Regions from separate parts of the Homo sapiens genome. Here regions 1, 3, 4, 5 and 6 are each linked to region 2. The links are chromatin contacts, found by Hi-C or POLR2A ChIA-PET in ENCODE. All regions are on one chromosome and are shown on one strand. Each heading gives the region's core, a stretch centred on a gene start or an enhancer-like site at or near the end of the contact. The rest is flanking DNA. Distances are from core to core; before and after follow the strand shown. Region 1 holds the start of ZNF678 (zinc finger protein 678). Region 2 holds the start of LBR (lamin B receptor). Region 3 holds the start of ARF1 (ARF GTPase 1). Region 4 holds the start of BROX (BRO1 domain and CAAX motif containing). Region 5 holds the start of SNAP47 (synaptosome associated protein 47). Region 6 holds the start of C1orf35 (chromosome 1 open reading frame 35).

Region 1 (4,523 bases), core at 601-3,100, 2.1 Mb before region 2:
CAGCAGCCTGGATGACAGAGCAAGATCCTCTTAAAAACAACAAGTCAGGCGTGGTGGCTCGCCCCTGTAATCCCAACGCTTTGGGAGGGAGAGGCGGGTAGATCACGAGGTCAAGAGATCAAGACAATCCTGGCCAACATGGTGAAACCCCGTCTCTACTATAAATACAAAAATTAGCCAGGTGTAGTGGCGCACGCCTGTAGTCCCAGCTACTTGGGATGCTGAGGCAGGAGAATCGCTTGAACCCAGGAGGCGGAGGCTGCAGTGAGCCGAGATCACGCCACTGCACTCCAGCCTGGCAACAGAGCGAGACTCCAACTCAACCAAAAAAAAAAAAAAAAAAAAAAAAAAGCCGGGTAGGGAAAAAACAACAGGCCAGGCGTGGTGGCTCACGCCTGTAATCCCAGCACTTTGGGAGGCCAAGGCGGGGGATCACGAGGTCAGGAGTTGGAGACCAGCCTGACCAACATGGTGAAACTAAAATACAAAATACTAAAAATACAAAAATTAGCCGGGGGTGGTGGCGCGGGTCTGTAATCCCAGCTACTCAGGAGGCTGAGGCAGGAGAATCGCTTGAACCCGGGAGGCAGAGGTTGCAGTGAGCCAAGATCGCGCCACTGCACTACAGCCTGGGCTACAGAGCGAGACTCCTTCTTAAAGAAAAAACAAAAACAAACAAAACAACAACAGCAACAACAAAGAGTGCCCTCCAATGTTCTGTGAAAAAATGATTAATTAAAATATTGTGCCTGGAGTACGCAATAAAAGACAAATAGCTGACAGTGTTGTGAACTGAAGAGGTGATGGTGGTTTTTATGAATTTTGGAAAGAAACTGAAAATTTAGTATTTTATTGCAGGCCAGAGTCAGGCTGGGAGAACAGAGGAGTGGATTTAAGACCCTGCTTTCCATGTTATTTGGAAAATGCAGGGGAAAAGCAGTCTCTTGTGCAGTGTTAAAATAATTAGCAGGCAATTAGACTGAGGTGGCTCTAGTGTCTTGCGTTTCTACATGAAAAAGAATATTAATAGCTCAAATGCATTTCTTGTTAATGACTGCCTTAAGTAGAAACAAAATCCAAGTTCAACCAATCACAAAACTCCAATTAATCAGTAATTAAATAACCAGGAAATTTCCACCTGGACAGTCCAAATAAGGTGACTGTAACTGTCGTCAATTATTAAATTTGGCTTGCTTCCTCATGCACCTTACAAAAAAGTTTTTCCTTCAAGCACCTCCTCCATAAACCCACAAGCCACACACCATAGCTGGGCGCTCTCCCATTCATGAAACTCCCTTTCCTCAAACTCTTCAAAGCTTTAAAAGTGACTCCATTTTTCACAGGAAAAAGGATGGACTGCACAGCTAAGATAAGCCCCATGGAACAGCTCTTCCCACGCATGTTTCGCACACCGATTTGGCTTCTCCCCGATGACCCTCCCCTCTGGACAAAGCACACAGTCTGGGGGACCCGCGGGGCTGCGGCTTCATAGCCGCCCAGAGAGGCCGGGGCGGAAGCCGCGGCGCAGTGATGGGAGGAGAATCCCGCGGCGGCCTGGCCCCGCCCCTACCCAGAGGTGACAGATCCCACAGGTGCCAGCCGGGACTCCGGGCCGCGGACTCTAGTGCTGACGCCGGGAGGCCGGACCGCCATCTTGGAACACCCTCCCGGGAACTCTCACCGTTTTCCGGCTTTCGGGGTGTCCTGGCATCTTAGCTATGTAACTCCCAGTACCTGCAGGTCACAGGGAAACCAGACACTGCAGCAGCAGAGTCACCAGGGCCTCCCGCAGCTGGGGATAAATAGCCGAGAATACGGGACCAAAGCTCCAGCTGGAGCACAAGACAAAGGCCCCGCCAGATCCCGGAAACCCCCTCCGCCTCTCAAGCTGCGCTCCTGATTGGACAGTTCCCACGTCAATGTCCCTGATTGGACAGGGCTCCAGGACCCGCCTCCTTTGGTTATGAGTGACAGGAGATGAGGTCAGCAAAGGGGTTGAATGAGACTATTAACAAAATGGGCAATTTTTTTTGTATCCTTCCAAAATTGTTCCATGTCTTTCCATGCATACCATCTTTAATAAAGGGCGCACTCTTAAGCCAATCTGCAATCTCTGTTCCTGAGTGTCTAAACAACGTCATCATCATCTTCTGTTGGAGAAAAACCTGAAGATGAGTTTTCCTCCCAAAGCACAGAACAGTCAGAAGCCGAGGCGTGCTTGGGAATGCTGGCGGGTGGAAAGGGGAGGCGCATTCCGGTGCGCCTGTGGAACTGTCCTTGCAAGCAGGACCCAGGTCCAGAACAGCTATGCAATGCATGTGTTTCTGACCAAAGGGGGCCTGCTGTCCACCCGCCTCTTCTGCTGGGCAGGGCAGCGCATGGTTGGGGTATTTACACCCAGGCAGGTGTCCCAGGCCAGTCCCCTGTCAACCCATCATAATAAAAAAGTCAGAATCTATTTTCAAAAGTATATTCAAAAGCATATGTTTAGGATACCTACCTGAGAGCATAGACTAAAGTTGCCCTGATTATACATTCCAACTAGTAACCATTACAAGTGGGTTTTAAGAAAAGAGGCAGTTCCTAAAATTTTCATCAAAAATTTACATTAAAATCCAGAAGTCACTGACTGGCTATACATTGTTCTTTGTATCACAAATTCCAGATGAGACAGCTAGTTAGGAACAACATACCTTTAAACAATTGCCCCTGGGAAAGGGTGTGGAGATGTGTCTCAAATCCCATACTCAAGTCTCTCTGGGCCAGAAAAATCTTCCGTACCTCACAGAGCTTCAGCTACTTAGAGCTATTCTTTTCTTATCTCCATAGTCAGTACACTTGGACCCTTAACAAGAAATAAGTTCAAACAGAAAATTTGCCAAGCCACAGGAATAATGGCCTGTCAGTGCCCTTCAGGAAGCTGATTGTCACTTTCCTTCAACACCCTTTCCACAGCTTCCCCCCAACACACACACCCTGGATCCCGGGAGAGAGGGGCTGAGACGCACCCAGACACACCTCGCTGCCCCTCCTGCAAACATACACCCACACACAGACACACAGACAAAGACACAGACACAGGCAGCTTGAAGGAGAGCAAGAGAGAGGGATGGAGACATAGAAACGGAGGGAGAGAAAGACAGTGATAGAGAGGCAGAGTGAGTCAGGATTGAGAGAGAGAGAGAGAGAGAGAAGGCTACAGAAAGAGCACGAGGTGGAGGGGGAAGAAGAAGAGAGAGGATGAGGGACTTACAGAGCCATAGAGCCTTGGAGAGGGAGTGTTCTGCTCCGGTAGACAGGGCCCCTTTGAGCAGGACAGGGTAGGGTGGAGGGTGCTTGGGCTGGGCCAGAACAGGGTGGAAGGGCTAACGGAGTGACCCAACAGAGCCCTGAGACGTATTTTTTGTTGGATTGGTTGCTTTGGTGGTGCGTTTCATAGGACTTTTCCTTTGTTGGCTCCTCCCTGTCCTCTTGGTGCGGTGGGCCCCGAGATTTGTAGAGTGCAACCGTCCCTCTAGCGAGAGCTGTGGCACCGAGCATGCCCACGGGGCAGAGGCCTGGGTCTGTCTCGTGTCCTCCGGAATGGAGTTTATACGAAGTTGGTGGCAATGGGATTCCGAGTGCACAGGGACGGTTTTCCTGGTGGCTGGAGAAGGCAATGTCCTTCCCCTGGGGAAAGTAGCCCATGCGTTCTGGAGCGGAGGTCTTGGCTGGTGTCTTGTGGGGCCCGCTTCCCCTGCCCGCCCCTTCCCCCGGCTTGGACAGTGCCAGCGGCGCTGGATGAGTGAATTAAATTCCCTGGGCGTCCCGGGAGAGGGAAGACACCCTGGACGGCAGGGAACCCGCCCCTGAGCCTTCGAGGTTGGCCCCGGCCCGGCCCTCCCCGCCCCGCCCCGGGCAGCGAGCTGGGCTACTGATGGGGTGGCTGCCAGGCGGAAGAGCTGGGAAGCTGCTAACTGGCGGTGCTGCAGTGGCGGACGCCCCACGAGGAGGTCCCAGGGTACCGCGAGGGCGCAGGCGGGCGGAAAAGGAGGAGCAGAGTCAGGGTGCGGTTGGGAGGCATCGCGATAAAAGGAGGAAAGTGGGAGGGACCGGGAAACCAAAAAGCCTACAGCACCCGTTATTCCCAGGCGGTCTCCCAGTTAAGTACTAACCAGGCCTGACCCTACTTAGCCTCGAGAGATCAGACGAGATTGGACGCGTTCAGGGTGGTATGGCCATAGACGCCTGGCAGCCCTAAGAGCTCCGCTCAGTCTTGCGCGCCCGACTCCAGGCATCCCGGCAACCCCGGGTCCACGGGGCTCGGATCAAGTACCCCTGAGCTGCTCGCCGGCGGCCGGGCTGGTCTGCTCTCCCCCTCTACCGGCCGCTCTCCCCCTCTACGCCCGAGCACCGTCCACCGCGCGCTGCGCCTTCCGCTGGCCTCCCAGAGCCTCCCGCAGTAGCTGGTGGCCAGGCCAAGCGTGGGACAGCCACAGCGCCGCCCTGCTGCCGGGCGTGGGCGCCAGAGGCCTCTGTCTCCT
Region 2 (4,646 bases), core at 877-3,376:
ATGGTATGTTTGAGTCCACGAAGTAGAAATGAACAAAAATTATTGCTTAGTTTTCCTGATGTCAAATCAGTTTTGTTTTAAAAATGTCATTAGTAATTTATTAGGTAAAATGTTAGCTAAGCTAACTCTAGTTAATTTACAAAGTTTTGGCTTCATTTTGTTATGATGAGACTTTATAAACCTGATCTTTAAAATAAGGTTCTTAAAATTTTTAAAAATTTATTTTATTTATTTTTTGAGACAGAGTTTCGCTCTTCTTGCCCAGGCTGAGTGGCAGTGGCATGATCTCAGCTCATTGCAACCTTCACCTCCCAGGTTCAAGCGATTCTTCTGCTTCAGCCTCCCGAGTAGCTGGGACTACAGGTGCTCGCCACCGTGCCCAGCTAATTTTTGTATTTTTTTAGTAGAGATGGGGTTTCACCATGTTGGCCAAGTTGGTCTCGAACTCCTGCTCAGGTGATCCAACCGCCTCGGCTTCCCAAAGTGCTGGGATTATAGGCGTGAGCCACGGCGCCTGGCCAGGTGTTTTTTTTTTTTTTTTTGAAACGAATCTTCTTCTATTTCACAAGTGGAAATCATCCAGGAAATGTGCACCTCAAGGGAAATCCAGTGAAATCTTGATTCTGGGTAGAACATATGAGAAAAGAATAGTGTAGCACTCACTGCTTGGCTATTTGGGATAGGATCTGTCTTAGGTCCCCATAAGCGCTTTTATTTCTGTGTAATTTACTGCAAAACTCTATGAGGTAGGACTAATATTATCTTATGTCAAGGGTTAAGACAATTGAGACTTGGGGGTTTGTCAAAAATAAAAGATTTTCTGACTTTGGAGTGCGATGTGCATTTCTGTTGCACAGATCTCCACCAAGGGCAAATTCGATGGCAATGACAATTTGATGTCAGAACTTCTCAGGAAAGGCTCTGATGAACTCATTCACACTGCATGTGAATGACTGAGAAAACTCGATGTATTTTCACTTTTTTTTTTTTAAGAAGTAAACCTGGGTGTTTTGTAGTTCTATGAGAAAATGAAAGCTGAAGCTAGGCTATAGATGAAAAGTTCTATTCATTATTACAATTTAATAATGCTTCCAAAATAGCAATTCACTTAAATATACCTAGTTAGGGTGTTAAGAAATACTTTGATTAAAACCACACTGCAAAATAGGGAACTTCAATGGACTGCTTTAAACTCTCGACCTCAAAGGAAGGAAATCAACTAACCGATAATGAAAACTAGCAGAAAAAAAAAAGCTTAGGATCCGTAACAGATTCGGAGTCAACAATGACATGACTCAGCATTTTGGGGTTCAATTAAAACCAGGCTTGTAGGTTGCAGGTCAAGTTGTGTTTCGGTGTGTAACGCATAAAACTTCTTGTTCCACGCTCCGCGGTGTTGGGGATTTTCTACTGCATCTCGACAGCATCTCGGGTAACAACCGAGCCCCTCCTCGCAGCGTAAGTCGTAGGAGCCCTCGGCCATTCTTCCCCCTCCCTCCCGCCGCCGGTCCCAGCATCGGTCCGGGTTCGCTTCTACGCAGGTTCAGCGGCCGCGGACACAAAAGCGCCCCTGCTCGCCTTCGATGCCGCTGCTTGGTCCAGGGGCTTCTGTGGGATTTTAACACGCTAAGGAGGGCACTCATAGTGTTTTACCGAGAAACGCTTTCGAGCTCGGATCTTTGGTGATCACTTCAAGAATGTATTAGTTTTCTTTGTAGCTTAAAAAAAAATCTCGTTCGCCAAGCCACCTGGCACCCCAAACACTGCTGCGAGCGCTGGGAGGGAAAGGGCGGGAGCGCGCGGGCTCCGTGTGCTGCGAGGGCGCCTGGGCGGCTGAGATAAGGCGGTGGCAAACGTCGCGCTCCGGGCCGCCCCGCCAGACTCGGTTTCCCCCGCTCACCGGCCTCCCCGCCCCCAGGCAGGGTGGGGCGGGGCGGACGCGCCACGGCGCGCGACCAATCGACAGCGCCGGGGATGATTCAAAAGGTCGAGGAGCCAATGGGAGCCCCGGGCGGCCTCGCCGGTGGGGAGGGGAGGCGAGGGGAGGGGAGAAGCGCCGCGAGGCGGGGCCGGGGAGGCGCGCGCCCGGCTTGCGGGACTGCGGGGCGCGAGAGCGCGGCCGGGTAGCGTCGCGCGCGTGGATCTGCCGCCGGGTTGCTGTGCGACTATTCTCCGGGAGCCGTCCGTGTCACCGCCGGAACCTGGCGCAGGTGAGTGCTTCCACCCCCGCCCTGCTCCCAGCTCCCCGCGGCGCGTTCTTCGAGGGGCCGCTGGGGGAGGAAGCCCGAGGCCGGCGCAGCGGCCGGGCCGGGGACCCTGGGCGCGGGGCCTGGCGCGGCGGCCTTCCCCTCCTCTCCTCGCCTCCTCGTCTCCTCCCCTCCTCGCCTTTTCTGGCCCAGTCGGGTGGTCGGGGCGGCGGCGGGCGAGGCTGGAGCTCGCCCGAGCCGGGCCCGCTGCGGAAATGGAGCTGGGGGTTTTAAACTGCGGACGTTTCCCTCCATGTTGGCGGCGCGGCGCGGCTGTGGAGCGGCGGCGGCAGGGAGGGTTCGTGGGCGCCTTTGTCCTGCCCCACCGCAGCCTGGCTCCCGGCCCCTCCGAGCGCCCGTCTGACAGATGAGCAGGCGGCCCCGCGGTCCTGCAGTAGGAGGCTGACAGGGCGCGGCGGCCTGGCGGGACGGGGAAGGGTCTGCGGCCGAGGTGGGCTTAGATTCGCGCTGCTTGTCACTGGCTTTGAGGGTCGTGGTCGTCGCGGTTTGGTGATTCTCCAGGCACACTGCATGGCTGCTCGCTCCTATGCGTTGAATTCCTTCGCCCGGACAGTCTCAAAAATCGGGTATTTAGGCGGGTGTGCGTGTTCCTGCTAAAGCACGGTCCTGCTTTTTCACCTTTTTGAGGGTTCAGAAAAATGTTCTAATGACAGCCAGCCTCGCACTGCCAGTAGCCTCAAGGGGCACTTAGTAAAGCACTTGCTTTCGGAGGGCTTTGTTGAAGGCGCTTTCCCAGAGTGATTACGGGGCCCGGTCGGGTGTTCACACGAGGGCGCGGTAGATACCGTGGTCCGCGCGTGGACACCTGCAGCGCGAGGCGCGGCGCCTGGGCAGTGCCAGGGTGAACAGGCCCCCGGGGACCTTGCACGTAAACACGTGTAGATCTGTAGTTACGCATTGTAGTAACTGGTGTGTGGGAGAAGATGGAGCTACGGAGAAGAGCAGAGGGATCCTAATTTAGATTAGGCAACAAGTCCAGTTTAAGTTTTGTTTCTCAGGCTGCCTGGGAAGAGGGAGAAGAACGAGCAGGAGGGGAATGATGAGCTGCCCAAGGATGTTTATGGGGAAGAAGGCGCTTCTGCCTTTACAGCCAGGAAGGTGGCCTTTCTGTTGCTTCATGAAGCAAAGGGCGCGGAGCAAGGCCCGGGGTTCCTGTTTGCATTTTGCCTAGTGGGGCTACCGGGGCTCAGGTGTGAAAAGGAAGCTGTCCAACGTCATTCGAGCGTCTTGCTCTATGCCACGTTTAGATGAATTTGGAGAAGTGAAGGAAAGATGGCTGGAGACCCCTGTAATGTTAATGAGCAGAGAATTGTTGTGTTCACAAACAGTAACATACCGGAGCTGGAATGTGTGAGGATTGCAGTGCCAGTTGACTCTGAAGTTAGCGGGCATCTGGCTTAATAGAGAAAAACCTGAGGGTCTCCGTGTTTTTCCTGTTTATGGCGAATGAGGACATTGGGTGCAGTGAACAAAATTTTTCTTTACAAACACACTTGCCTAAAACATCTCTTGTAAGAAAATCCTGTGTGTATCTTGACTCCTGTAGGTGAGTGCATAGTGAGTGACACGAACAAATGTGGGGCTTTTGTGTGCCATCCTGGCTATTTCACTCCTGTGGGGGAATATATTAGGATGTGATTGCACTGTATCCTCACGTTTGACAATTGTGTGTGGATCTTGTGTAAAGTGGGGGTGCACATCATGTTGTTGGCTTCATCTTTTGGAACATTTGTGTATAAGATAATGGTCTTCTAAGAAGAATGCCGGTTCATTTTGTTTGTTTTTCAAGCAAATCTTAATTCTTCTTTTAAAAAGTAAGCTTTAGAGACCTAACAGGTATCCACCATATGTGTTAACTTGTTTAACCCAGAATAATTGATAAGAATCTTTTTGGCACTGGCCTGCGTTTATATTACACAGATACTGTGTATGTGGTGTGTAAGTGCAATGGAAAGATGCCAGTAAATAAGTTTTTAAGAACACGCAGAAACTGTTCAAGGGTCTTTTAAAACCTCAAGTAGCCCCTGCGTCCTGAAGGGCTTGTGTTTCAAAAGTTTATAAAGAGTTTTTTGCAACTTGAGCATCTTCCTGTAGGAAGACATAATTGCCTTCTTTTAACTCTGGCTGACCAGTGTAGGAGAGCTAGTACTAGTAAGAGTGGTTTGATTTTGGGGGGCCTAGGGAGGAGGAGGGGGCTCAAGAGAAGAGAGAAGGAGGGTACATTTCCTTCCTCTTTCTTTGTACTTGGAGGCTCTGAGCTAAATGTTGAAATAGGCAAAGCTGGATGTTGTCACCTTCCGTTTTTATGCCCCTGCTCATGCAGAGGTGTTCACTGCCCCCCTGCTCCCTAAGTGCCCCTCGGGTGACTCAGCCAGGCCT
Region 3 (5,099 bases), core at 798-3,297, 2.7 Mb before region 2:
CATGATCACCGCAGCGGCTGACAGTCCATATTAAATTCTACTGAACTGAAAAATGAAAGGTCAAATGCATCTTCCTATAGTTTCAAGCCTGTCTGGTCCGTAGGGGCAGATGAGCAGTTGAAGATGTCTGAATGTCCTCTCCATATTGTGCAAGAGGTACAGCCCATAGCTAGACCACATGATGTACAAAACCAGAACTGTGAGGGGCACAGAACCAGTTTTTGCTTTTCACTCACAGTCATTGTGTGACTCAGCTGTTGTCCAAACCAACTGTTTCAAATCTTTTTCAACTAGCAAATCCGAAAATCTGCCTCACAGGCAACAGCATATTCCTACTGCTGCAGTGATTTGGATTTATTTTCAACAAGATACGCCTGAAGACAAGTGACAGCTATTCTCCAGTCTACCAACATGTGAAAACATGGACAACACACTCTAACAATGTGTCCAATGAGATGTGTGACTAACATTTACACTACTCAATTCTTCTCAATTTTGGACCCAGCTAATAGTACGGCATTTCAGGACCTTATGGTTCTGGCTACCTAGGCAGTGCTGGTGAAAATTCAAATTAAATGAGGACACCATCCATGCGGTCACACGTGTTAGACAATGGCTAACGCAACAGCAGAGGGCCACAGGGGCCGCACACAACTGCACCGCGGCATCTCACACTCCTCCCAACACACTGCGGAAAACGCCAGAACCACCAGCCTTGCAACAGCCGGCAAAGAAAACTGCTGACCACTAGTTCTGAAACAAGAACTACAACTGCCCACTCCAACAGGGGCAGTGGCACCAACTCTACAGCTCTCAACTAGGCGGCGACTTCGGGGACCATCCAAAGCCTCCGACCTCCCTTCTTTTCCTGCCCGCGATTCCGAGTGCATTTCTGCTCAATTCCTGCAAAGCAGCAACTGGCTGCCTGGACTGAAAGGGAGTGCCAGGAGGTGCCGTCGGAATGGTTATTTAACACTCTAGGTGCGCACGGCTGTCCAGCCCCAATCTCACACGCCGTAACCACCCAGGCTGTGCTCCGAGAGAGCGCTGGGGCCGGCCTCTGCGGCCTAGAGTCTGCGAGCAGGTCGTTCCGCAGGCAGGTTAAAGATTCAGGTAGGTTAAAGATTCACCAGCTCAGAAGAGGCCTTCTTATCTACTGCCGACAACGTCAAGGAAACCACCCTGGAGTTAAAGCGAAGATCGACCGGCCCTCTGGAGGCCACCGGTGCCCTGAGTGCTGACCCCAAATTGCGTCTCACTGGTGTGAAGGGAGGCACTCTGGGCTCCCCCGGAGGTCCACGCATTCCGTTCAGCAGACAGGGAAGGGCACGGGGTTCCTGTCCACCTGCCCGCCCGCTCTCACCACCCCTGACCCGGTACCGTCTTCACAGCAAACACGAACTGGATGGAGTCGGGAGGCGAAGATGCAAGCCCCCACCACCTACATGACCTTGACGGCGTCTCAGGCCGCCCGAGCCTCAGTTTCCCGGTCCCCGAGGCGGGGGTCCGCCCGGATGCCGCTCGCTCGCCTGTACTCGGGTGGGGGAGGCCCCACGACCCCCACCGGCCCCCGCGGCCGCTAATCCCAACCGTCCACGCGCGGGCGGCCTCGGGAAACGAGAAAGGCAGAGGCGAGGGAAGCAGGAAGCCCAGGTTTCCTGGAGAAGAGCCCGGCGTCCAAGCGGACTTCCGGGCGACGGGCGGGGGCAGGGACAGGCAGAGGAGGACAAGCGGCCGCGAGCGACTTCGGGAACCTGTGAGGGGTGCGAGGAGCTCACCGACCCGCCCGTCCGCCCAGCCCCGACTCCGGCCGGGCCCCAGCCTCAGCCCGGCCCGTCTGCGTCCGCCCCCGGCCCGGCCCTGTCGCCGCCGCCGCCGCGGGGGTCGACGTGCCCTTCGCGAACCTCAAGTCGCCCCGAGGCCAGTCCCCAGCCCCCGCCGGCTCCAACGTCTCTGCGGCCCACACCGGCCCGCGCCCCTCGCCCTCACCTCAGAGGCTGCTGCTCCGAGCCAGGCGTTGGTTTTGCTCCCACAAGATGGCGGCTCTGACGGCGGCCACGTCAGCGCCTCCGGGCGCGGGGCACGCCGGGTAAGGGGCGGAGACGCCGGGAACTCCGCCCACCGTGCGCCCGCGACGCAGGCGCGCTGGCTCCGGTAGGGCTGCAGGGGGCGGGGCCGGGGACACCCTGCCCCGGGCCGCGGTCTTAGCTCGCGCGCACCCTAGGGGCGCGCACCCGTCTGCGCCTGCGCCTGTGAGTCTTCCGCGAAGACAGCCTGTGGCTCACTCCCGCCCGTTTGGCGTATTTGGAGACTGAGGCCCGGGGGGCTCCTGCAGCAACTGGAGCTGCGGGGCTGGTTGCCACCTTCCTCCTCCCACACCCGGCAGTCACCGGGAGGCCTCGGGGACTGCGTGAGGACGGGGGTGCGAGGCGCCCCTCGCCGGGGTTGGGGTTCCTGGCTCCCAGGCTGCGCGGGTCCACGTGCCCCGGCCCTGTGGAAACCTGTGGCACTCGCGGGGCCACGGCGGAAGGTCCGAAGGCGGGAGGCTTGCTGTGTCCCCGCACTGGCCTCGGCGCCCCGGCGGCCGCAGTGACGCGCGGGCTCATACCTGGGCCCGGAGCAGACGCCGGGGAGCTGGCCGCAGATGAAGCAAAGGAGGAGGTGGCCTGGGGACCCCGGGGTGAGGCGGGGGCCGTGGGGGTGGGGCCCAGGGTTGGGGACGGCCGCCCAGAAGGGAGGTCACAGTGGTCTCTAATGAGCTGGCCTTTAAGCTGAGATCCAGTTGAGGCGGAGGAGATCCCGCTCTCAGGCACCTGAACAGAGGACCGTTGCAGTCCCTCTGTGTTCCGTGTGCTGGAGGCCTGGCTCTGCCCACCACCCTCAGGTCTTCTTGCCTCTTCCCTTGTGCTGCTGTGAGGGGTTGGGCTTGTGGGAAAGTGTCCCTGCAGCACAGTGCCCTGGGTATTGTGGAGGTCGGGAATCAACCTGATTTGTGCAGGCCGAGGCCCGGGGGCAGGGCCTGAGGGGTGGGATCACTGGGCCTGGCCCAGGCCTCCTGCGCCCCTTTGCTGCCCCCATCACCTACGTTGCTTGCCCCTTGGGCAGGGCGTCCTCACTGCCTCTGGAGGCTGCGATGGGCAGATCTCTCCCCCAGGGCTGCACCTGCGGGGGCTACGAAGGTCCCCAAAAGCGGTGACCCTCCTGCCCCCAAATTTAGTCCCTTTTTCTGCCTGGGGCTCCCTTCCGAAATCTCACCTCTGTGAAGCTGTGGCAGGGTTGTCTGTTTAGGGGAAGGACGTCTCCCACCCTACAGGCATCTCAGATACTCTTGGAAAGCCCCAGGGAGGGTTGTGGATGCCTGTGGAACCTTCTGGTTGTGCTGCCTCTCCCTGCTCAGCCAGAGCGGGGCCATGTGCGGACATTTCACGGGGGTTACATGTGGTTATGGCCTCTTTAGGGCTGAAGGGACCTGGCTTTGGTTCTCTGCTGGCAGAGCGTGGCCAGGGGTGGCTCCAGGGTCACTGAGCGGGGATTGTGTGGGAACCAGAGCCTGCCTCCCCTTCCTTTAAAATACTTTTTATTTATTTATTTATTTTTGAGATGGAGTCTTGCTCTGTCGCCCATACTGGAGTGCAGTGACACAATCTTGGCTCACTGCAATCTCCGCCTCCCGGGTTCAAGCAATTCTCCTGCCTCAGCCTCCCAAGTAGCTGGGATTACAGGCGCCTGCCCCTATGCCCAGCTAATTTTTGTATTTTTAGTGGAGACAGGGTTTCACCATGTTGGCCATGGCTGGTCTCGAACTCCTGACCTCAGGTGATCCACCCGCCTCGGCCTCCCAAGGTGCTGGGATTACAAGTGTGAGCCACCGTGCCTGGCCCCTTTAAAATATATATTTTTTAATGTGAAAAAATGCAGACAGGAAAGAGTGTATGTCAGATACATGCACAGTTTAAAAAGTAATAAAATGGATTCCTGTATAGCCAGCCCTAGGGTTAAGAAATGTACCTTCCCCAGCCTGGGCAACATAATCTCTACAAAAATTTTACAAAGATAGCCAGGTGTGGTGGCACACACCTGTAGTCCCAGCTACTTGGGAGGCTGAGGTGGGAGGATCGCTTGGGCCCAGAAGTTCAAGGTTACAGTGACCTAGTAGGACTGTGCCACTGCACTCCAGCCTGGGTGACAGAGTGAGACCCTGTCTGAAAATAATAATAATAAAAAGTCCCTTCCTGCTGATTCTGTGCTCCTGGTTTGGGCTCCCCACCACCACCGGGGCAAAGATGATGTCTTCAGGCCAAACAGGCGCAGGGGAGCCCAGGTAGTCACACCCAGATTTCTGCCCCTGGAAGGAGACCCACTAGGGAGTTAAGAAGTGTCAGGCAGTGAGTTCCTGGGGTAATTGAGGCCCAGGTGCTCCCCCAACGCTGCCTAGGGAGTAGGGATCCCTTTCTCTCTCCTCTGAGGTCCCTGGGATCAGATGAGGTTTAGCCAAGAGGGGTGGGATGAGCTGACTGGAGGGAGGGGTTTGGGGGCCAGGCTGGGCAGGGACCCTCCAGCCTTCGTGGCCGCCTCCATTGTCAGTCTCAAAGACGCCAGCTCAGGTTGGGCTGGGCTTCTCTCCTCTGGGGGTGGCTGCACCCGAGAACCAGGTCAGAGACAGGGATGCCAAACAACAGAACGGGCTGGCCTCCTAGGGAAGGTGGCTGGAAGGACAGATGGGCTGTCTGGGGCAAAGGAGCAGGAATACCCATGTGGGAGACCTAGTAGGCAGCCATTGTGGCTAGGTGAAGGGGACCCCAGCCCACCTCAGGCCTGGCAGGCACTTTGGTCAACCTCTGAGTGCAGGGCTATGAAGTGTGCGGCATTTGAGCCAGGCCACAGATGTTCAGAGAGGTCTCACACGTACCTGATGTCACACAGCTAGGATGGAACCCCTCTGGAGCTTGACTACTCCATGCCCAAGTCTGCTTATTGCCAACACCTTTACTCTTTCCCCAGCCCTGCCCTCCCTCTTGGGGAACAAGCACTTTGGTGCCTCTGCAGACTGCAATGTTATCTTGGATTCCTCCAGTGATGGGGAGCTCACTACTACACCA
Region 4 (4,573 bases), core at 480-2,979, 2.7 Mb after region 2:
TTGCAGTGAGCCGAGATGGCACCACTGCACTCCAGCCTGGGCGACAGAGGGAGACTCCGTCTCAAAAAAAAAAAAAAAAAAAAGCAGCATGTCTTGTCTAAATGTCCTTGGGTAGGTAGTGCAGCAGATAATAAGGAGAAAGCCCAGGCGAAGACCTAAACATGGCAATTAGATTCCAGGAAGTAACTGAGAAAAAATTCTGATAAGGTTCATTTAATTTGAAGGCACTAAAAAATTCTGACAATCGACTTTTCCTAGTATTAGAAAATAATGGTGGCTGTACAGTGTATGAAATGCCTACATTAAGTGCTTCCTTTATGCTATTTATTCATGACAAAGCTGGTTTTGAGGAGCACCACATACTTAATGAATAGAGAATACAGTGTGTACCCAACGAAAAACTGAGCAGGTTTATTTAGGACTCAAAACATTTAACGAGTTATTTCAGAAAATATCATCTTCTACACATCTTCCATATAAATTCCGATAGCCTAATACAGCATCTATGTGCCTACAAATAATATCACACTCAGCACTTGAGGCTGCGAAATCTTCCACAAATACTTCTTTTAATGCGGCCTCCTACTTCCTGGATGAAAATGTCTGAAGTTTTGCGAATCTTTACTTCAGGAAAGAAGAGGGTTTCTGCCCCTGCCCCATCTTCTCCCCTTCTGCGACCCGGCGGTCTTCAGTTTTCGGGAGTTCCTAGGGTGGGATAGAAGAACGACACACCCACCCGCAGGGACAAGGGTGCCTTTAGAGCCACCAATACAACATTCGGATCGAAGCTGTAAGCTAACACACTTCCACAAGAGGACTCCCGCTCCTAACAAGGGACCCCCACCCCGGAAGCCCCGAGTCCCCAGAGGAACCTACCTGAGCGCCGCCCCCGAGCTCTGAGCGCCCACTTCCTGTTTACCACCCAGCCTCTTCCTCCCGTGCCCAGTCCCGTTCGAGGCAGCGGGCGGCGACCGTGCGCACGCGCCAACACTTGAGTTCCCCTCTTTCCAAACAGGCATTTTTGTGGAAAGCCGATACTGTCAACCCGGGAGAGGTGGCCAGACAACGGCCGAACGAACCCCAGTTTAGCTTGTATTATAAGCTCTCCAATGACCAATGGAGATGCGGGGCAAGGGGATTCAGCGGATCTAGCTGTTAATGCCACTGATTTGTGGTGACCAATATGGATTTTCTTTCTGTCGTTTGTTTCAAGGCACTAGAAGGAGACTTTTGGTCCACTGTCCAGGGGTCTATGGAGACTAATGTAAAAGGGGGTGATCCTATTGCTTGAGACTCCGGGGAAGTAGCGGGGGATATTACTGAGAAACACCCATCCTCTGACATACTTACCAAATTTCTCAGAGTCGGTTCAGCAGTTCTTCTAAGGGAAGAAGGGCAATATATCGGAGTCCACAAGCGAGAAAAAGAGGGAGTCGGAGAACCGAGACTACAGAACCAGGGTGACGGAAAACCAGGACGGCGCCAAGCCGGAGTCACGTGACCCGGCGGCCATGATAGCTACCGAGGCGGTAGTGCGCGCAGCTCAGGGGCGGGTATTGCCGCGGCGTTGCAGTCCCCTCAAAACGCTTCGTTCATCATCCCTTTCTAACTTCTCCCTCGGCCTTCCTTTTGAGCTATGGTCTTTTTCCCAGACAGGAAGAGAAGAGTTGCCCCTACCTCCGGAGCCGAGGGAGAATGCCGCAATAGCGATGGCGGCCCTCGGCGCAGTGGGGCGGCCTCAACCTAACCCGGGGCGGGGCCTCGGGGGCGGGGTCTCGGCGGGGCGGTCGCTTTGGAGCCGCAAAGTTTGGCTGTGGCGGCAAATGGGCTTGGGCGGCTCCTCGGCGGGTGGCGGTGGTGGCCGTAGCGGTTCCTCCTGGCCCTGTTAATGTCGGGGCCAGGCCGGGGGAGGATGGCGCCCTAGAACCCGGCCTTGCTGGGGTAGGGGCGGGAGGGGACGGGGTGGGGACCGGCCATGTCGGAGGTGACCCGGAGTCTGCTGCAGCGCTGGGGCGCCAGTTTTAGGAGAGGCGCCGACTTCGACTCTTGGGGCCAGCTGGTGGAGGCGATAGACGAGTATCAGATGTGAGTGACTAACCGCGGGAGCAGGCCAGACCGGCTCCAGTCGTGCGCCTCTCCCTTGTTTCTGTCGGTGTCTCTCATCACCGTATCTGCAGCCAAGGCTTCTCAGGGTGGGGCTCCGCAGGCACTGGGGCTGAGATCCCTCGCCACCAGCCCCAGCGAGGCTGCTCTAGGGACAACGGCTCCGCTCTCTGGGGTGACTCGCCTTCTTCCCTCTCCGCCTCCGCAGGGACAGTTCCATTCAACAGGTAGCCCTTCTTTCCTGGGGCGCAGGCCCCAGCAGGCTATCTGCTTAGTTCCTTTCCACCGTCTCGCGGGTCCCCCACTTGGCAGTCAGTTTCCTTTCCTCCTCCTCTCCCAGGTTGCTTTTCCTCGATTTCCTTTTGAAATTCTCTGAGGAATACTTGTGTGTTCTCCGCCCACGTTCCAAGGATGAGTGGCCTTGCTCTGTGTGTGTCTTCCTTCTTCCATGCGTAGGAAAGGAGGGAACTGTTTGCGATTGAGGGGATGGGGGGGAGCCCAGGAAGCAACGAGGGCCAGGGATACCTCTTCTGCCAAAAGAAGGGTCTCCTCTCGCGCTCCTTCTCCACCCCTCTTTCTGGTGAGCCGTGTTTTCAGAATTCCACCTCGATTTCGTTTCGGTTTCTGGGACTGTTATTTGGTAGGCTGTGAGTCCCACCCACCCCCTCGCTCGGTTGCCTTGGGTGGAGTCCGCGCAGGATGTGAACCGAAGAGAGCAAAATGTGAATTAATGGACCACGCACAGGAGCTCCACGCCCTCCTTGGATCCCTCCTCCTTTTCCTGTATATAATGTATAGCCGCAGGGTACAAGTGAGTACCAGTTTCCTTGAGCAACCTAAGACCAATTTCTTGCCCTTTCTGGTTTCCACAGAAAACTTCAGGGTTGTCTTAAAAAATAAAAGACAAGATTTATATACACATAAAACCTTGCTTAGGTTTTTGCACATTTTACTGAACTTAAGAACTGTCTGCCAAAATGCTATTGTTTGCAAACTCGCCATTAATTATTCTCTGTTTAAAGCAAGTTATTGTTTGAGATTTCACTGAGTATGAAACCACGTATGAGTAGAATACCCCCGGCCTCCCCCACCCCCCATCCGCCCCCGACACACAACGATTTCTGGCAAGAATATACGCTTGGTACTTGGAAGATCTAAACTCTTATCGTCTCCCCGCAATAGTTATTTGTTTTTATCTATTAAGATAATTTAAATGTGTAGGTACTGACTTTGAATCGCCTGTAGCTTCAAAAAGCTCTGACAAAAACCCGTGCTCTGAGCCATTTTGCGATGTGTAACAACTACTAGCATTTGTTTTGCACTTTCACATGATTTCATTTGCTCTTGCAATAACCCAGTGAGAATATAATTATTCTCATTTTACGAAATGAGGAAAACTGAAGCTCAGGTTAAACAGATTACTCAGGTCACAAGCTGATACCACTGAAATCTGGGATTTAAAAAAGAAAATCCAAATCCTGTCTCTACTACAGAGTGCTTAAGATGTACTGAGAGAGTAATTCTGTAAGTGAATTAGACAAATGATAAGATTTTCTTTATTACTGGAGAACACACCCTTCCATACTGTAGCCAATTAGTAAGCACCTATGTATACCCATTCTGTATATTAACTAATATTGCATAGTTTGAAATAGAAAGCCATCTCTTACTTGTGAGGTGGTGAGACCTAGCAGCTGTTGACACTGGGCAGCCGACTTCACAATGGAAAGTGAAGAATACCATGTCCAATTGAAATTACAAAGGAAAATTGAATATGCAAGCTGTTTAGTTTGAATTTCTAGGAACATGAAGGTGAGGGTGATAGGCATGTGCAGATCCATTGTTGGACCTCAGTACTAACCATTGAACTTCATGATTCTAGTAGTCCTCAAATTATAAAAACTGCCAGGGTCAAATTTCAGTGAAAACATGTAATGATTGGCTTAAATTCTGTAAACATGTAGGCTACATATAAAATGAGGTCAAGAGTTTAAAATTACCTAATATATCCAGAAATGAATGCAAATTATCTTTTTCATTTGAAATATCTGGGAGGAAAGGCTGCAGCAAAATAGACCAATTGGGGGCCACTATAATGATGTAAACAAGAATTGACAGGATTTAGTTACTGACTGGATGTCGAGGGTGTAGAAGGAGGAAGAGTCTAGGATCGTTGGGATTTCTAATTGGGTAGGCAGCAATCTTATCGCCATACAACACACAGGAGCTGCTTTATGCGAGGGATGTAGGGGGAGAGATAGTGCATATCTGTATTCTCATAATGTAATAATACTGTAGCTTAAACAATTTCATGACTCAACAACTAAGGGTTAGGGATACAAAGATGAATAAAATTTGATTTCTGCCCTCAAAGCACTGAGAAGCCAATGGAAGATTTTAGAGTAACTGGGTGTTGCAATTACGGAAGTATGAAAAGAGTAAGTGCTCCCACATTCCTTGCTATTTCCTG
Region 5 (4,461 bases), core at 1,923-4,422, 2.3 Mb before region 2:
AGGTCAATATGTGGCAAGATGTTACAGCATATTGTTAAATAAAAAACAAAAGACTAAAAGCAGCAAAAGTTTATATATGTATATTATACACGATGGAGAAAGAGACTGTGTATGTGTGAGTGTGTGTGCATACATGTGCGTGAACGTATAGGCAAGGACTGGGGGGAGAGAAGAGTGGAGAGAGAGAATGAATGAATGAATGAATGTATGTGTGAAGGAATGTAGAAAAGCCGGCTCTACACCAGGAATAAAAAACGGTCATCTCGGCTGGGTGTGCGGTGGCTCACGCCTGTAATCCCAGCACTTTGGGAGGCCGAGTCGGGCAGATCACAAGGTCAGGAGTTCGAGACCAGCCTGACCAACATGGTGAAACCCCGTCTCTACTAAAAATACAAAAATTAGCTGGGCGTGGTGGTGCGCGCCTGTAATCTTCGCTACTCAGGAGGCTGAGGCAGGAGAATCACTTGAACCTGGGAGGCGGAGGTTGCAGTGAGCCAAGATCATGCCATTGCACTCCAGCCTGGGTGACAGAATAAGACGCGGTCTCAAAACAGCAAAAACAACAAAACAAAAAACAAAAAACAAAAAAACCAAAAAAAACCAAAGCAAAAAAACCCCAGTCATCTCTGGACGGAACTGGAGGTGATTCTTTCTCTGCAACTGTAACTTCTCCAGACATTCTGATTCTCTAGTGTAAAAAAAACCCCAATAAACAATTGCATACCGTGATCACACAAGCCACAATAGGGCTGACTAGGAAGGGACCATAGCACGCACTGAATCACACAATCCCCAAAACAACTCTCCGCCTCCTGTCCCTGCCCTCATATCCCACCTTTACCTGGACTCAGACTCCCAAAACTCACTTTCCTCCTAGTCCTCCCTCCAACTCCTCAGACCTTGGTCCTCCCTCTTCTGCTCCTCCCTGTTCTCCTGGGTAAACCTCACACCCCTTGGAAAGAGTCTTCCAGCAAGGCTCAGAGCCCCAGCACTCCTAGAACCTCCCATATCCCCACTTATAAGAGTAAATAAAACAACATTTCCATTGCTTCATAAAGGGAAGGCAGGTGCCCCTCTCCCGCTTAGGATGCCTCTGTTTGGTCTGGAATGAGATAGCCCAGTGTCCAGATTTTACAAGACACAGTCATGGTCTGATGGCCCCTAGAATGTCATCAGACCTCCAAACCTAACTCAAAGGCCTCGCACTGTGTGCAAACCAGCACAAGCTGCCTCTCATTTCTCTGGGAGAGATGAGCGGTTCTAACTGTTCCTCCTTCCACCTCCCTGTCAAGACGCCTGGGAAATGCTGCCCAGACTCTGCACTCTCTCGCAGAGCACCTATGTGCACACAGCCTGCCAGGCTTCGGGGGCAATAAATCTGCTATCTTTCCTTCTGCATCCATGTGGGTAGCTTTGAGCTGATTTCTCCAGCACACCAAGACATACATCACATAGGGTCCCCCATGGCCCCACTTTCGTGTCCTGGCCGAAAATCACAGAGTACCCTGATCCCTCTGTGCCCCAACCACAGGTTTTCCCCACCAGGCTTCAACCCAATCCAGGGCCTTTAACATTTCCAGGCATGGAAGAAAGTATCTAGGTTTACTACAAAGAAAACGGCCTTGGCCCTGAGCCAAATTCCTGAAACCTTCCTATAAACTCCATAACCCACACCCCTTCCAAGAGACATACCTAGGGAGGACATCCCTTTTCCCTTACTGCCCGTCTCGAGGACTACCGCAGCCCACTCTATATGAAAGTTCCCCTAACAAAACCTCTAGGCAGGGCCTGGCGCAGTGGCTCACACCTGTAATCCCAGCACTTAGGGAGGCCAAGGCAGAAGGATTGCTTGAGCCCAAACGTTCAACACCGGCTTGGGCAACACAGAGACCCTGTCTCTACAAAAAAAAAAAAAAAAAACAAAAACAAAAAAACAAAACTAAGCTGGGCATAGTGGCTCATGCCTGTAGTCCCAGCTACTTGGGAGGCTGAAGCAGAATTAAAGAATTCATCAAGCCCAGGAGGTGGAAGCTGCAGTAAGCTGTGATGGTGCCACTGCATACTGTCTCAAAAAAAAAAAAAAAAAAAAAAAAAAAAAAAAAAACTGCTCTGGGCTTACCATGCATTTAGCACTTCTTTCTTTGGTATCCCAACTGGTCCCACCTGAGGATAGTGTGGGGAACTCCCTTGCCGCCACTTTTGGGGTAACTCCAGTTGCAAGTTTGGCAAAACACTCCTCATGTCACTACTCCGATGTCCTCCCACTTCAGCCCTGCTCATGTGTACACAGCCCCAAATCCCTACCCACACTCCCACCACACCTTCATTTCACACCCTCCCTCATTCCCCACCATCTTCTCCAGACACCCGTCATCCCCTGGGGCCCCTTGCCATGCCCTCCAGGTCCCCTGTGGGCCCCATTCGCCCATCTAGGTTACCCTGCCCCCTCCAGCCCTCCCACCATTTTCCTCCAGGTCCCCACCATCCTCTCTAGATCCCATGTCCCCTCCAGGTGCCACTGATCCCTCCAGGAACCCACTGTCCCCATCCCTTCCAAGTGCTACCGTCCCCTCCAAATCCCCACTGTCCCCTCCAGGTCCTCAATGTCCCCATCTCCTCCAAGTGCCACCGTCCTCTCCAGGTCCCCACCGTCCTCTCCAGGTCCCCACTGTACCCATCCCCTCCAGATCCCACCGTCCTCTCCAGGTCCCCACTGTCCCCATCCCCTCCAGGTCCCACCGTCCCCTCCAGATCCCGTCTCCATCCCCTCCAAGTGCCACCGTCCTCTCCAGGTCCCCACCATCTCCTCCAGGACCCTACCATCTCCGCTAGATCCCACCATCCCAGGGCCCCCCAGCTCTCCCTCTGGGTCCCACCGTTCTCTCCGGGTCCCATCATCCCTGGGCGCCCCCGCACCGCCGCACTCCCGCCCCCAGAACCGCCTCTGTCCCCGCCCCTCTCCCAGCGCAGCCCGCATACCCCCCACCCCCCGGGGATGCGGGAAGGAGGGCTCGGGCTGTGTCAGCCACAGCGCGCGGACTGAGCCGAGGGCGGACGCTACGGCTTGGCTTGGGCCGGGCGCCCAACAGACCAACACCGTCGCTCACCTGAGGGACGCCAGACGAGTCCCAGAGCCGACCGCGGCGCCTCGGCCGCTCGGCGCCTGCGCAGTGAAGACCGCGGCGAGCCGCGCGCATGCGTGCAGGCCCGGAGCCCCAGGCGCTGGCGGGGCAGAAACGCGGCGCCCTGCGTCTTCTGGTTCCGAGGCTGGTCCTCACCGTTTCCGCTCCGGCGGAAGTGAGGAGGAGGGTCCTTCGACCCGTGCTGAGCTGGATGGACCGCGAGACGCGCGCCCTCGCCGACAGCCACTTCCGAGGCCTGGGGGTCGATGTCCCCGGCGTCGGCCAGGCTCCGGGCCGGGTAGCCTTCGTCTCGGAGCCGGGCGCCTTCTCCTACGCCGACTTTGTGCGGGGCTTCTTGCTGCCCAACCTGCCCTGCGTGTTTTCCAGCGCCTTCACGCAGGGCTGGGGCAGCCGGCGGCGCTGGGTGACGCCCGCGGGGAGGCCCGACTTCGACCACCTGCTACGGACCTACGGTGGGGCGGCGGCCGCAGACCCCGGGCGGGGAGGAAAGGCCGGCGGGACCCAGGCCCGGGAGGCCCCCGCCTAGAGAGGGGCACCAGGGAGGGTGAGGGAGGCCAGGCGCGTGGCCCCTGGAGAGTTCCTCTGCAGACGGTTTGGAGTGAGGACGGGGCCCAGGGAGATGGCATGGACCGTGCCTTTCATTTCAGGAGACGTGGTTGTACCAGTTGCAAACTGTGGGGTCCAGGAATACAACTCGAACCCCAAAGAGCACATGACTCTCAGAGACTACATCACCTACTGGAAAGAGTACATACAGGCGGGCTACTCCTCTCCCAGGGGCTGTCTCTACCTCAAAGACTGGCACTTGTGCAGGTAATGGGGCTTGGGACGCACCGAGGCGCTGCCTTCCCTAGCGCTGCGTGAACCCAGAGGCCTTTCTGATGAAGGTGGCCCCTGGGTGCACAACGGAGCTATTTTTCCCCGTGAGGCACTTTAATCAGTTTAAAAGAAACTGGATTGTCTTCCGCATGGCTGCAAGTGTTGTTCTTTGGGAGGTCAATATGGTTTTTTTTCCTTTTTTTTTGAGAGAGATCTCCTCAGCCTCCCTAGTACCTGGGATTACAGGAAGGCGTCTCCACTCCCGGCTTTTTTTTTTTTTTTTTTTTTTTTTAAAGAGACTAGGTTTCACCATGTTGCCCAGGCTGGTCTTGAACTCCTGAGCTCAGGTGATGCATCCACCTCAGCATCTCAAAGCACTGGGATTATAGGCATGATCAGTACTTTCTAATAAGCAGAACCATTGTAGTCAGACTGCCCCGCCCCCTCCCCCGCCAGCAGCGTCTGGCTCAGAGGAGGGTCTGGGGCTCTTTGGGGGCTG
Region 6 (4,771 bases), core at 268-2,767, 2.7 Mb before region 2:
TTCATCCAGTTCAACCTGTGGCTGGAATTGCCCCAAAAGTGGTGGCAGTAGAGTTCCCACAAGGGAGTGCCCCACACCATCCTGAGATGGGGCTGGTTAGGATTCTACAGATTGAGCATGCCAGGGTGATTCGCCCAGAGCATTTATTCGTGGGGCTTTTGTACAGAGTGGGCTGCAGCAGTTCTTGCAATAGGCAGTGAGAGAAATGAAGTTCTCTCTAGGTATGTCCGTGGGGGAGGGGGTTGGTGAATGGAATTTATATGAGGGTTTGAGGAATCTGGCTCAGGCTGAGTCCAGTTTCTTTCTGTGTTTTGAGCAACAACCTAGTTACTGTCATCTGTGCCTGGGAACGTTCATGGCTATGGCTCGGGTTCAAGTCTGCAGAGGAAATTATACAGTTGGCGAAGTCACAGAGTGGCCAAGGGACTCTGTTTCTCAGTCAGCACTGGGAATGAAAGTGGAAAGGGGAAGCAGGGGTACGTCACAACCTCCAAAATCAGGGTGCCCAGCACGCTGAGGTTCTGGTAAGGGGTTTCTTCCAGACTGCAGACTTCCTTCCCGCTGCCTTCACACAGTAGAAAGCTGCACAAAGCTCTTGGGGTCCCTTTTATGAAGGCTCTGTCCTCATGACCTAGTCACCTCCGAAGCACCAACGCCTTGGGGTGAGGATTTCACATGGGAGTTAGGGTGCACATTCAGTTTAACACGGCAGGGATAGGACCAGTGCTCTGAGGGTGTCTGGGTAGCTGCTGGTTCATCCAGAAGTTTACTGGGTAATACTCAGAAATTCCACAAATCATTAAGGTCATTACCTTGTTAAGCTCCCGATATGGAATCGCGACTAGCAGTGACCAATTGGCGGTGTTAACTAGGCGCATCTTGTGTGTTTTCTTTTTTCTTTTTTTATGAGACAGGGTCCGCTCACTCGTTCAGGTTGGAGTGCAGTGGCGCGAAGTCCTGGGTTCGAGATCCTCCCGCCTCAGCCTCAAAGCGTTGGGGCTACAGGGGCGCGCGCGCGCCTGGCCCATTTTAACTTCTTATTTTTGAGACAGTCTCGCTCTGTCGCCCAGGCGGGAGTGCAGTGGCGCGATCTCGGCTCACTGCAACCTCTGCCTCCCGGCTCAAGTGATTCTCCTGCTTCAGCCTCCTGAGTAGCTGGAATTACAGGTGTGCACCACCACACCCGGCTAATTTTTGTATTTGAGTAGAGACCGGGTTTCACCATGTTGGACAGGCTAGTCTCGAACTCCCGACCTCAAGCGATCCGCCCGCCTCGGCCTCCCAACTTGCTGGGATTACAGGCGAGAGCCACTCCGCCCGGCCCCGTTTTAACCATTTTTAAACTTCCAGTTCAGAGGCGTTCCCGCGCCCGGCAGGGTAGGCGCAGTGCGCAGGCGCCCAAAGCCGACGTGGAGGTGATGCGCGGGAGCACAGATCCGGGGCAGTGCGCTGCGCAGAGGCGCGCGGCGAAGCCGAGTGGGCGCGGGAGTGACGTCACGGCGCGCGACGCGGAGGCGGGGTCGGGCCTGGGTCCGACGGTAGTGGGTAGCGGGTCTCGGGTTGCGGGTTGCAGGTTGCAAGCCGCAGGCCCCAGGCAACTGCCTTCCCGGCGCCATGTTCGGCTCCAGTCGTGGAGGCGTGCGCGGCGGGCAGGACCAGTTCAACTGGGAGGACGTGAAGACTGACAAGCAGCGGGAGAACTACCTGGGTGGGTGCGCGCGGTGGGCGGGCTCCGGGCTCCGGGCTCCGGGATCCCGGGCGGGCGCTGGACTCACAGCGTCTACGTCCGCAGGCAACTCGCTGATGGCGCCGGTAGGCCGCTGGCAGAAGGGCCGCGACCTCACCTGGTACGCCAAGGGCCGGGCGCCATGCGCGGGCCCGAGCCGCGAGGAGGAACTGGCAGCCGTGCGGGAGGCGGAGCGCGAGGCGCTGCTGGCCGCCCTGTGAGTGTCCGCGGACGGCAGCGGTCGGTGCCTGGGACGGCGCTGCCGGGGCAGGGTGGGGCCGGGGCCGGGGACTGGGGGTCGGGCTGGGCGGGAGCGGGGCTGCGGGGACTCGCGCGGGCGGGACCCTGAGGACGAAGGCTGGAGTGGTGAGGACCTGTGGTGGGAGGAGGTCCGTCCGTCCTGACGCCTGCCCCGGCCCTCTCGCAGTGGCTACAAGAACGTGAAGAAGCAGCCCACGGGCCTGAGCAAGGAGGTAACTCCCCGGGGTGGGGGGCGCGTGGAGGGCCGTGGGTGTGGGGCCGACTCGAGCGCTCCCTGTGCTCTCGCACCTGCAGGACTTCGCGGAGGTCTGCAAGCGGGAAGGAGGCGACCCCGAGGAGAAGGGCGTGGACCGGCTGCTGGGGCTGGGGAGCGCAAGGTGCGGGCGGGTTTCCAGGGGAGGGCAGCACTGGGCTCGATTGCTCGGGTGAGGCGGACCCCTGCCGTACTGTCTTCATCGCCATGTCCCTGCAGTGGCTCCGTGGGCCGCGTGGCGATGTCCCGAGAGGACAAGGAGGCCGCCAAACTGGGGCTGTCTGTGTTCACGGTAATCCCCCGCCCCGCCTGACCGCAGCAGGGGCTAACAGGGGTGGGGCGGGGCGGGGGCACTGAACGGAGCTCCCCGGGGCGCTGCGGGGCGTGGTGTGGGGCCGGCCCGCAGACTCCTCCGCAGAGCTCGCTTCTCCCGCAGCATCACCGCGTAGAGAGCGGCGGGCCCGGGACCTCGGCAGCCTCGGCCAGGAGGAAGCCGCGGGCGGAGGATCAGACGGAAAGCAGGTGAGGCTGTGCCACCTGGGCTAGCTGTGCCCCGGGGTGGGGGGTCTCGGGAGGACCGGAGCGGCTCCCACTCGGGCAGGTGGCAGCTTCTCTTGGCGCACCGGCCCGGCGGGTGGCCTGCCCTACTTTACTTCCTGTCCCAGTTACTCCTAGGTTTTTCTCTAGGGGAGTTTCTCGGGTCACCCTTGAAGAGAGGTCCTAAGTACTGGCAGTGGTCGGGCGCTGTGCCGTGGGAGGGCACTCAGGACCTGGGGCGGGGCCTTTTCCTGCCGTGGGTGGCACCTCCAGGGCTTCTCCTGGATGGTGAGCCTGGGCCTGACCCTAAGAGTGGCCTGGTGGGTGCAGGTAGGAAGGTGTCAACCTGCCAAGGGCACGGCTGGGGTGGGGCAGGGGCGTGCTGTGGAGATGGGGATATTGCATCTGTTTCTAACCCACGTAGCCACTGGCCACGTGACTACGTAACTGAGGAGTGGAATTTGTAGTTTGATTTAACTGATTTAAAGACGCACTTGTGGGTGGTGGCTTCATCTGGATGGGGCCTGCTTGTGTTCACTCTCTTGGCTTGCAAGACTAGGGTCTGAGGCACACCTTGTATCCTCCTTGTAGTTGTGAGAGCCACAGGAAAAGCAAGAAGGAGAAGAAGAAAAAGAAAAAGAGGAAACACAAGAAAGAGAAGAAGAAGAAAGACAAAGAGCACAGGCGGCCAGCTGAGGCCACCTCCTCTCCCACATCTCCTGAGAGGTATGCCCTGGTCCATATCTGCCTCTTGGGGGTGGGGGCCTGGTTGACTCCTTCCGAGTGACTGACTGCCATTGGTCTCCCCAGGCCCAGGCACCACCACCATGACTCCGACTCCAACTCCCCCTGCTGTAAGAGGAGGAAGCGGGGACACAGTGGGGACAGGAGGAGCCCGTCTCGCAGGTGGCATGACAGAGGCTCTGAGGCCTGATGGCTGGACCCTGCTCACTGCTGTTGTGGGACCCTGAACCCTCCCTTCACCTTGCTTGCCTCCTGCCTCGGAAGCTCCTTGGGTGTGGGTGAAGCCCGAGGCTGCTCCTGTGGAAGTGGCTCTGGGCACCAGCCTGTGGGGCTAAAGACTTGACAGCTAGCTCTGGAGCAGCCGGCTTCCTGGAAAACCTCCAGGTTTCGCATACCAGGGATGGCCCCTGGCTTGGCCTGCGAAGGTGAACCTGCCCAGATTTATCAGTAGAGGCTGGACTCCCTCTGTGTCCTGCCCATGGTTGCAGCAGCCATGGGCCTATGAGCGGTCTAACTGTGGCCAAGTATGGTGACCTCTATTTTTCTTTATATTGACTCTTTGTATTTCAATAAATATATTTTAAAAGGAAGGTATATCAAATTGGAAGGTCAGTATCAGGGGTTAATGAGATCCCACTGGAACGTCGGAGCTGGGGTCTGTCTCCCAGGAGTCTGAGACCTGGTGATTTTTTTTTTTTTTGAGTTTCACTTTTGTTGCCCAGGCCGGAGTGCAATGGTGTGATCTCAGTTCACTGCAACCTCCGCCTCGCGGGTTCAAGCGATTTTCCTGTCTCAACCTGAGTTGCTGGGATTACAGGCGCTGCCACTACGCCAGGCTAATTTTTGTTATTTCTTAGTAGAGACGAGGTCTCACCGTGTTGGCCAGGCTGGTCTTGAACTCCTGACCTCAGGTGATTCGCCCGCCTTGGCCTCCCAAAGTGCTGGGATTACAGGTGTGAGCCCCGGTGCCCATCTGATTCTTAATGTCCTGGGGGAATGTAGTCCTCCCATGTGTGCCCAGAGCCCCCACCAAAACCCAGGGAGGGCTGAGGCCCTGGAAGCAGGTGCTCAGCTGGCAATGTGGGAACCTGGGGCAGGGAGCCCTATCCCTGCGACAGGTGAGGTCAAAGACTGCAGTCTGTGGAGGCACAGCCTCAATTGGGTGTGGGGGTTGGGGAGCTCCTCCAACTGCCTGCTACCCCAACCCTCAGCTCCGCTTCTCCAGAGGCAGTGGGCTGGGTGTCCCTTCT

Evidence for each region. Hi-C counts contacts between places; a loop is a spot of excess contacts on that map. ChIA-PET counts read pairs that join two places held with the same protein, here RNA polymerase II (POLR2A). Pooled maps may share reads with other maps.
Region 1: a loop to region 2 is called in a map of naive thymus-derived CD4-positive, alpha-beta T cell, with 7 times the contacts of the local background. The contact joins the promoter of ZNF678 here to the promoter of LBR in region 2. A Hi-C loop is called at or near these places in 1 of 168 maps with a recorded cell type or tissue (naive thymus-derived CD4-positive, alpha-beta T cell) and 7 of 50 pooled maps. POLR2A ChIA-PET finds 5 or more read pairs at or near these places in 1 of 52 experiments (GM10248).
Region 3: a loop to region 2 is called in a map of ascending aorta, with 9 times the contacts of the local background. The contact joins the promoter of ARF1 here to the promoter of LBR in region 2. A Hi-C loop is called at or near these places in 1 of 168 maps with a recorded cell type or tissue (ascending aorta), 1 of 37 single-sample maps with no recorded cell type and 10 of 50 pooled maps.
Region 4: a loop to region 2 is called in a map of aorta, with 11 times the contacts of the local background. The contact joins the promoter of BROX here to the promoter of LBR in region 2. A Hi-C loop is called at or near these places in 2 of 168 maps with a recorded cell type or tissue (aorta and naive thymus-derived CD4-positive, alpha-beta T cell), 1 of 37 single-sample maps with no recorded cell type and 12 of 50 pooled maps.
Region 5: a pooled map shows a loop between it and region 2 (5-fold over the local background). The contact joins the promoter of SNAP47 here to the promoter of LBR in region 2. A Hi-C loop is called at or near these places in 1 of 168 maps with a recorded cell type or tissue (naive thymus-derived CD4-positive, alpha-beta T cell) and 6 of 50 pooled maps. POLR2A ChIA-PET finds 5 or more read pairs at or near these places in 1 of 52 experiments (GM12878).
Region 6: a map of B cell shows a loop between it and region 2 (9-fold over the local background). The contact joins the promoter of C1orf35 here to the promoter of LBR in region 2. A Hi-C loop is called at or near these places in 2 of 168 maps with a recorded cell type or tissue (B cell and naive thymus-derived CD4-positive, alpha-beta T cell) and 7 of 50 pooled maps.

What each region holds. Positions count from the first base shown.
Region 1 is chr1:227,560,883-227,565,405 of GRCh38, reverse strand. It overlaps ZNF678 (zinc finger protein 678), which reads right to left and starts at 1,850. Exons shown (of 4, transcript NM_001367909.1): 1 at 1,682-1,850. It also overlaps the pseudogene RNA5SP77. RefSeq lists an enhancer at 1,615-1,894.
Region 2 is chr1:225,425,518-225,430,163 of GRCh38, reverse strand. It overlaps LBR (lamin B receptor), which reads left to right and starts at 2,126. Exons shown (of 14, transcript NM_002296.4): 1 at 2,126-2,210. RefSeq lists a silencer at 1,710-2,539 and enhancers at 2,372-3,043, 3,044-3,716.
Region 3 is chr1:228,079,656-228,084,754 of GRCh38, reverse strand. ARF1 (ARF GTPase 1) reads right to left here and starts at 2,047. Exons shown (of 5, transcript NM_001658.4): 1 at 1,990-2,047. RefSeq lists silencers at 1,661-1,760, 1,791-2,610, 2,621-2,750.
Region 4 is chr1:222,709,720-222,714,292 of GRCh38, reverse strand. BROX (BRO1 domain and CAAX motif containing) reads right to left here and starts at 1,729. Exons shown (of 13, transcript NM_144695.4): 1 at 1,351-1,729. It overlaps AIDA (axin interactor, dorsalization associated), which reads left to right and starts at 1,802. Exons shown (of 10, transcript NM_022831.4): 1 at 1,802-2,085. The coding sequence starts at 1,976. RefSeq lists enhancers at 532-751, 1,120-2,034 and a silencer at 1,702-1,921.
Region 5 is chr1:227,734,146-227,738,606 of GRCh38, reverse strand. It overlaps SNAP47 (synaptosome associated protein 47), which reads right to left and starts at 3,172. Exons shown (of 5, transcript NM_053052.4): 1 at 3,108-3,172. JMJD4 (jumonji domain containing 4) reads left to right here and starts at 3,305. Exons shown (of 6, transcript NM_023007.3): 1 at 3,305-3,595; 2 at 3,791-3,956. The coding sequence starts at 3,334. RefSeq lists silencers at 2,834-3,123, 3,584-3,783.
Region 6 is chr1:228,100,071-228,104,841 of GRCh38, reverse strand. It overlaps C1orf35 (chromosome 1 open reading frame 35), which reads left to right and starts at 1,517. Exons shown (of 8, transcript NM_024319.4): 1 at 1,517-1,708; 2 at 1,793-1,943; 3 at 2,154-2,199; 4 at 2,282-2,364; 5 at 2,460-2,532; 6 at 2,677-2,762; 7 at 3,369-3,503; 8 at 3,588-4,111. The coding sequence starts at 1,615. The coding sequence ends at 3,711. RefSeq lists enhancers at 590-1,309, 1,310-2,030, 2,031-2,750, 2,751-3,471, 4,582-4,771 and silencers at 1,753-2,022, 2,183-2,352, 2,603-2,682.